Regions from separate parts of the Homo sapiens genome. Here region 2 is linked to region 1. Evidence: read pairs that join two places in POLR2A ChIA-PET (ENCODE). Cell type or tissue: B cell. All regions are shown on one strand. Each heading gives the region's core, and the rest is flanking DNA. Links, peaks and the distances in the headings are about the cores only.

The links. ChIA-PET counts read pairs that join two places held together with the same protein. Peaks named below come from ENCODE experiments on the same cell type or tissue, not always from the same donor. Only the 100,000 strongest peaks of a DNase experiment are listed, where the experiment ranks them.
Region 2: POLR2A ChIA-PET joins it to region 1 with 19 read pairs; 3 of 35 experiments call an interaction of 5 or more read pairs at or near these places.

Annotation. Positions count from the first base shown.
Region 1 is chr1:51,455,588-51,458,512 of GRCh38, forward strand. All of the region lies in intron 8 of EPS15 (epidermal growth factor receptor pathway substrate 15), which reads right to left. Among named protein-coding and RNA genes, the nearest start is that of EPS15-AS1, 61 kb to the right of the region's middle. In B cell, for the core only: no CTCF peak of the experiment used is centred there; no DNase peak of the experiment used is centred there.
Region 2 is chr1:51,577,286-51,580,210 of GRCh38, forward strand. EPS15-AS1 (EPS15 antisense RNA 1) reads left to right here. Exons shown (of 5, transcript NR_183651.1): 4 at 474-553; 5 at 1,792-2,025. It also overlaps a transcript of OSBPL9 not described here and the pseudogene CALR4P. Among named protein-coding and RNA genes, the nearest start is that of OSBPL9, 38 kb to the right of the region's middle. In B cell, for the core only: no CTCF peak of the experiment used is centred there; a DNase peak (open chromatin) is centred at 1,246; H3K4me3 peaks cover 1 bases; H3K27ac peaks cover 1,445 bases.

The DNA.
Region 1 (2,925 bases), core at 221-2,720:
AAGAAAAGAAAGAAAAAGAAAAATTTGCTCCTTTTACAAAATGTCGCCTTAATGCTCCATCAGAGACTTTCTACAAAGCCAAATGGGCCAGAAGTTAAACTCGGAAATATATTTCCAATATCCTTACAATCTAGTCAGATAATTCATCCATGAGTAAACAGAATACTGATACACAATCACAGATATTTTAAAAATCCAGATTTGAGGGGGTAGATATGATTTTTTAAATCTATTTTTGTGTATGTACATACATATATACATTATACATTCCACGTACACAAAACTCTCTGAAGTCATTTTAGTTGTGGCCAGAATACCCATGGTCATGCCAAGGCCTAACTTTTACAAATTTACTTTTAAAAAAAAAAAACCAAAAAACTAAAAGATATTCTAGATTCTGGATTTTTAATTAAACTACTGGGCTTCTGAGAATATGAACAAGCATTTACATTTGAAAAGAAACAAGGGCCATTCATCAAAGGTTCACATGGCAACAGAAGTTATACAGGTTAGAATCTTTAACTTCATTTATTCTAACTAAAAAGATAAACCAACCAAAAATCTCATTTATGCTATAAAATAAAAGAAACGGGTTAAGAATTTTAAAAGTAAGTCTAAACATAAAGACTCAAGTTCAAGCAAGTTTTGGTTAATTACTAAGTTACTCTTTTAAAAAATCTATACTGAAATTCAACACCCCAAGTTAGAGTCCTCTCTTTAACTTCATTTTCATTTTTTCCCATTCAAAAAAATAAACACAAAGCAGACACGGGGTCTTTAAAACAAACAAACAAAAAGCATTTAACCCAAGGGGAAATGGGCAAGAATTTTAAAGGTAAGTCTTGAACAAAAAGATTCCTATGTTCAAGTCAGTTTTGATTATCTAGTAAAATAAGACCTAAACTTGTATTATACTTCAACAAACCAAAATCCTGGCAGAGTATAAACTGCCATAGGCCAAAAGGACTGATCATATAAATAAGAACATTATATTTTATTATTTAGGAGGATAATTTAAAATGTTCAGATCTTAGCTACGTCACTACTGCAAAAGTATTTTTTAAATTACTTCAATTTTCAAGGAAGAATGATATCAGCTCTCAAAATTCAGTTTTGTAAAATATTGATGCTTGTAAATAAAAACAAATCAATGACTTGCAGCTGTAGTTACACAGGCTATCTTGCAGTAATTATAATTTTTAAAAAGAGTACAGATTATGTTGCTCTATTTATTAAAGTAAAAGGATAAAGAAAGATTTATCAGACAAATTCTAACCAAAAGAATACTAGTTATTAATATTGAACAAAACTGGAAGAAAAATACCAAAACCAAAAGAAATAAATTAACTGAGCAAAATCTAGAATTTGAGTCACAAAAAATGTTCTAAGGTCTTCTGGAATTAGAACATGAGGGGGGGCCAGGCACAGTGGCTCAAGCCTGTAATCCCAGCACTTTTGGAGGCCGAGGCGGGCAGATCACGAGGTCAGGAGATCAAGACCATCCTGGCAAACACAGTGAAACCCCGTCTCTACTAAAAATACAAAAAAAATTAGCCAGGCGTGGTGGCGGGCGCCTGTAGTCCCAGCTACTCAGGAGGCTGAGGCAGGAGAATGGCGTGAACCCAGGAGGCGGAGCTTGCAGTGAGCTGAGATCGCGCCACTGCACTCCAGCCTGGGCAACAAAGTGAGACTCCATCTCAAAAAAAATAAAAATTAAAACTAAAAAAAAGAACATGATGGGGAAGAAAATAAATAAAAATAATCTAAAGGACTCATTTTGCTAGAGTAATGGTTGAAAATCTTGTTTTCAACATAGGAGAAATAAGTACTAGTACAGGAAAAGGGGCACAAGGTGCGAATCCCCTACCCAAAATGCTTGGGACCAGAAGTGTTTTGGATTTTTTCGGATTTTGGAATATTATCTTTTTTTTTTTTTTTTTTTTTTTTTCCAGATTCTGGAATATTATCCTATCTTGGGGATGGGACCCAAGTCTAAACATGAAATTCATTTATGTTTCATATAAACTTTATACACATAATCTAAGATAATTTTATACAATCTTTTTAATAATTTTGTGCATGAAACAAAAGTTTTGACTGTAACTTATCACATGAGACCAGGAGTGGAATTTTCCACTTTGTGGGTCATGTCAGTACTCAAAAGTTTCAGATTTTGAAGCATTTCAAGTTTTGGATTTTCAGATTAGGGATGCTCAACCTGTATTAACTATATTAATGAAACAAGACATTATAACAAAATTTCCACATTAACTGGGAGGCGGGGTAAGGGAATGAATCACAAGTTGATAATAAGCAACAGTAAGAAACAGAGAAAATAAAAATGTAAAATAAATCGGTAAAGAAGGGAAAATCAAATCAATATAAGTGCTATTATCTTAAAAACTATCCAATTAGGTAAAGCATTAAAATACAGAAATCTGCCATTTTCAAGAGACATACACAACAAACATAAGAAATATCAGGTAATTCAAAAAAAGAGGGAACAGGAGAAGCAGTATTAAAATCACACAAGCTAGAGTTTAAAACTAGGAAAAAATTCTGAAGAATATGGATACAGGGAGAAAGCAAATGTGACAAAATGGTTAACAAGTAAATCTAGGAGAAGATAAAGGGGTGTCTACTATTTAAAACAAAATTCAAGGTAGTAATTTCCTACAAATGTATTTATTATTCAAAAATTATTTTTAATAAAGCTTTTTATTAAAAAAAAAAAAGGCCAGTTACCTGGGAATAGGCTCCAGGCATATAAGATAAATTGTGTTTATTCATTTACCTTAGCATGCACTACTGTTTATCAAATGATGACACTACTATTCCCCATCTACTCTAACTATATTTTTGTCTTGGGCCTGAAGAGGTGGCTCATGCCTGTAATCCCGGCACTTTGGGAGGCCGAGGCGAGTG
Region 2 (2,925 bases), core at 226-2,725, 120 kb after region 1:
AATTACCCCGTCTCAGGCATTTCTCTTTTTCTTTTCTTTTTTTTTTTTTTTTTTTTGACGAAGTCTTGCTCTGGCCCAGGCTGGAATGCAGTGGCATGATCTCGGCTCACTGCAACCAACGCCTCTGGTTCAAGCGTGCCACCACGCCCGGCTAATTCTTTGTATTTTTAGTAGAGACAGGGTTTCATCGTGTTAGCCAGGATGGTCTCCGTCTCCTGACCTCGTGATCCACCCACCTAGGCCTCCCAAAGTGCTGGGATTACAGGCGTGAGCCACCACTCCCGGCCCTAGTCTCAGGCATTTCTTTATAGCAATGCAAGAATGGCGTAATACATTGTCTTTTCTCTGAAAGAAGAAAGAAAAAGTGCTATGTAGAAAAAATGTGTGTAATAACCATAGCTACTGTTTAGAACTGTATGTCAGGCATTGTGCTGAGTACTTTCATGCATCATCTCATTGCATTCTCTTAACAGCCCTGTGATGAATGTCCTGTTTTTTCCTCATTCAAAAGATAGAGAAACAGAAGCTCAGAATCTTGCCCAAAAGCCCAGTTGTAAGTAAGTGGGTAAGCCAGGCTCAGACCCGGTTCTAGGTAACACCAAAATCTGTACTTTTAACTTCTTTATATGACTTCCCATGAAATCACGTGTGAGAAAAGCCCTTTATAACCCGAAAAGTGTGCCACAAATTTAAGAGTCAATCATAGCACTTCACGGTCTGTAATTAATAGTTTGTGTATAATTTGAGTAATGTCTGTCTTCCCTACCAGACTAGTAAAATCTATAACTATTCTGCTGACCGTTGTGTGCCAGTATTTAGCACAGAGTAATAACGAAAAATATTTGTGAATAACTGAATGGATGCATGATCATGTCTTTTGCCTAAGCCATAAGATTCTTAGCCTTACTAATGGATTGACTCTTTTATTCTCCATTTGACAAATGTTAATTGATTCTAAAAAGCTTGTAGAAATAGTTGTATAACTTTGGCCTTGAACTTTATGGTAGAAGAGGTTAGAATAGAACTCAAAACTTCTCAGTGCTAATTATTTTTCTGGGTGAACAGTATCAATACAAATGAAACCTGACACAATTTAGGGTGTCTCAAAACAAGGAGGCTCTCTTTTTGTTAGGAGAATAATATCATATGATTAATGAAGTCCCTTTAACTTTTCACATTTTTTCTCTTAACATCATAACATCATGAAAGGCTCAAGCCAGAATGACCCTTTAGTGGTCATTTAATCTGACTTCCTCATATTAGAGGTAGGGAAACTGAAACCCAGAGAAGGAAGTGACTTGCCCATGCACACAGACTTGTCAGTTACAGATCTGAGACTAGAACCCAGTTCTTCTGCACCCTTGTTTTGGGCTCATTAATTCCTTTCTTCAAGAAACGCTTATTGAGCATCACTCTGTGCCAGGTATCAGGTGCACAGAAATGAGAATCTGACAAAGTCCTTTCAGGGACCTGTGAGCTTTAGGGAGTTCATAATCTGGTGAAAGAGACGGATAAGTAAACAAACAGTAAACAAGTAAACAGACAAGTCAAACAACAGTGTGGTAAGGGTAGTGATAGAAAGCACAGGGCAATAAAATTCAGAAAAACACTGACTGCTCCTCAGGGTCAAGGCAGACTTCAGAGAAGGCATGCCTGAATGTCACATGAACTTATCTCTGTATCTGTACTTCCCAGAGTGTCTGGCTTGTGATGTAGCTCAAATCAAAAGACCTGGCTAGGGACTCGTTTCTGCCACCACCTTCAGCAGAATTTTTTTTTTTTTTTTTTTAGATGGATTCTCACTCTGTTGCCCAGGCTGGAGTGCAGTGGTCCAATTTCAGCTCACTGCAGCCTCTTCAGCAGAATCTTGACCCTCTCTGAGATTCAGTTTTTTCATCTGTAGAAATGGGGACCTAAGGTACAGAGTTTCTTCTGGGAGAATTAAGTGAAACTGCATGCAACACCATGTTAGGCACACTAGAAGTGATCAATAAATACTACTTGAGTATTTGTGTGCATATGTAATCTGTGCGTATGTGTATATGTATACAAAGATATACATAGGTAAAGAGATGTAAATATTTTTAGATTTGAAGGTAAAAGTTGTGCTTTCTGGGCACCTAGTCCTTAGCCTCAGACAGATTAGATCCATTAGAAATGCTTATTTAGATAAAAATATGTATTTGCTGCCTTTATTCCACATAATCAGATTGTATTCTTCAAAAGAGAATTTGCTAGATACGTTAAAGCTTATCTCTTCAGGTGCCAACATGTTGTCTACATTTTCAATGAGAAATTTTTCTAGACATAATAAAAGACCCTGACCTCTAATATATAGAATCCTAAACAAAATTTGTACTTTCCCAGAAGTTTGAGACCAGCCTGGGCAATATGGCAAAACCTCGTCTCTACAAAAAATAGAAAAATTAGCCAGGCATGGTGGTGCATGCCTGTAGTCCCAGCTACCTTGAGGTGGGAGGGTCACCTGAGCCCAGAGAGGTCAAGGCTGCAGTGAGCCATGATTGTGCCACTGCACTCCAGCCTGGGCGACAGAGTGAGACTCTGTCTCAAAATAATAATAATAATAATAATAATAATAATAATTTAAACGTTCTTGAAGACTCAAGGCCTGTTTTAGGCTGTAATGTACAGCAGAGGTTTGGGTCTGGTTTTGTAGTGTTTCTGTCTCCACCGTCCTTGTTCTGCTGTGAGCACTCACTTCTCTCTGAGATCCATGTTTGCCTCTAGCAATCCAACTGATTCTCATGAGACCAGTAGACCTACATCCCTGCTTACCTGACTGCCAATTTACCTGCCTACTGCCTTTTCTTTCTTTCTGCCTGCCAGTCTACCTGTATGTCTGCCACACAGACCATAATAATTCAAATATTTATCAACTGTTAAAAAGCCTTGTGGGGTGGTGAA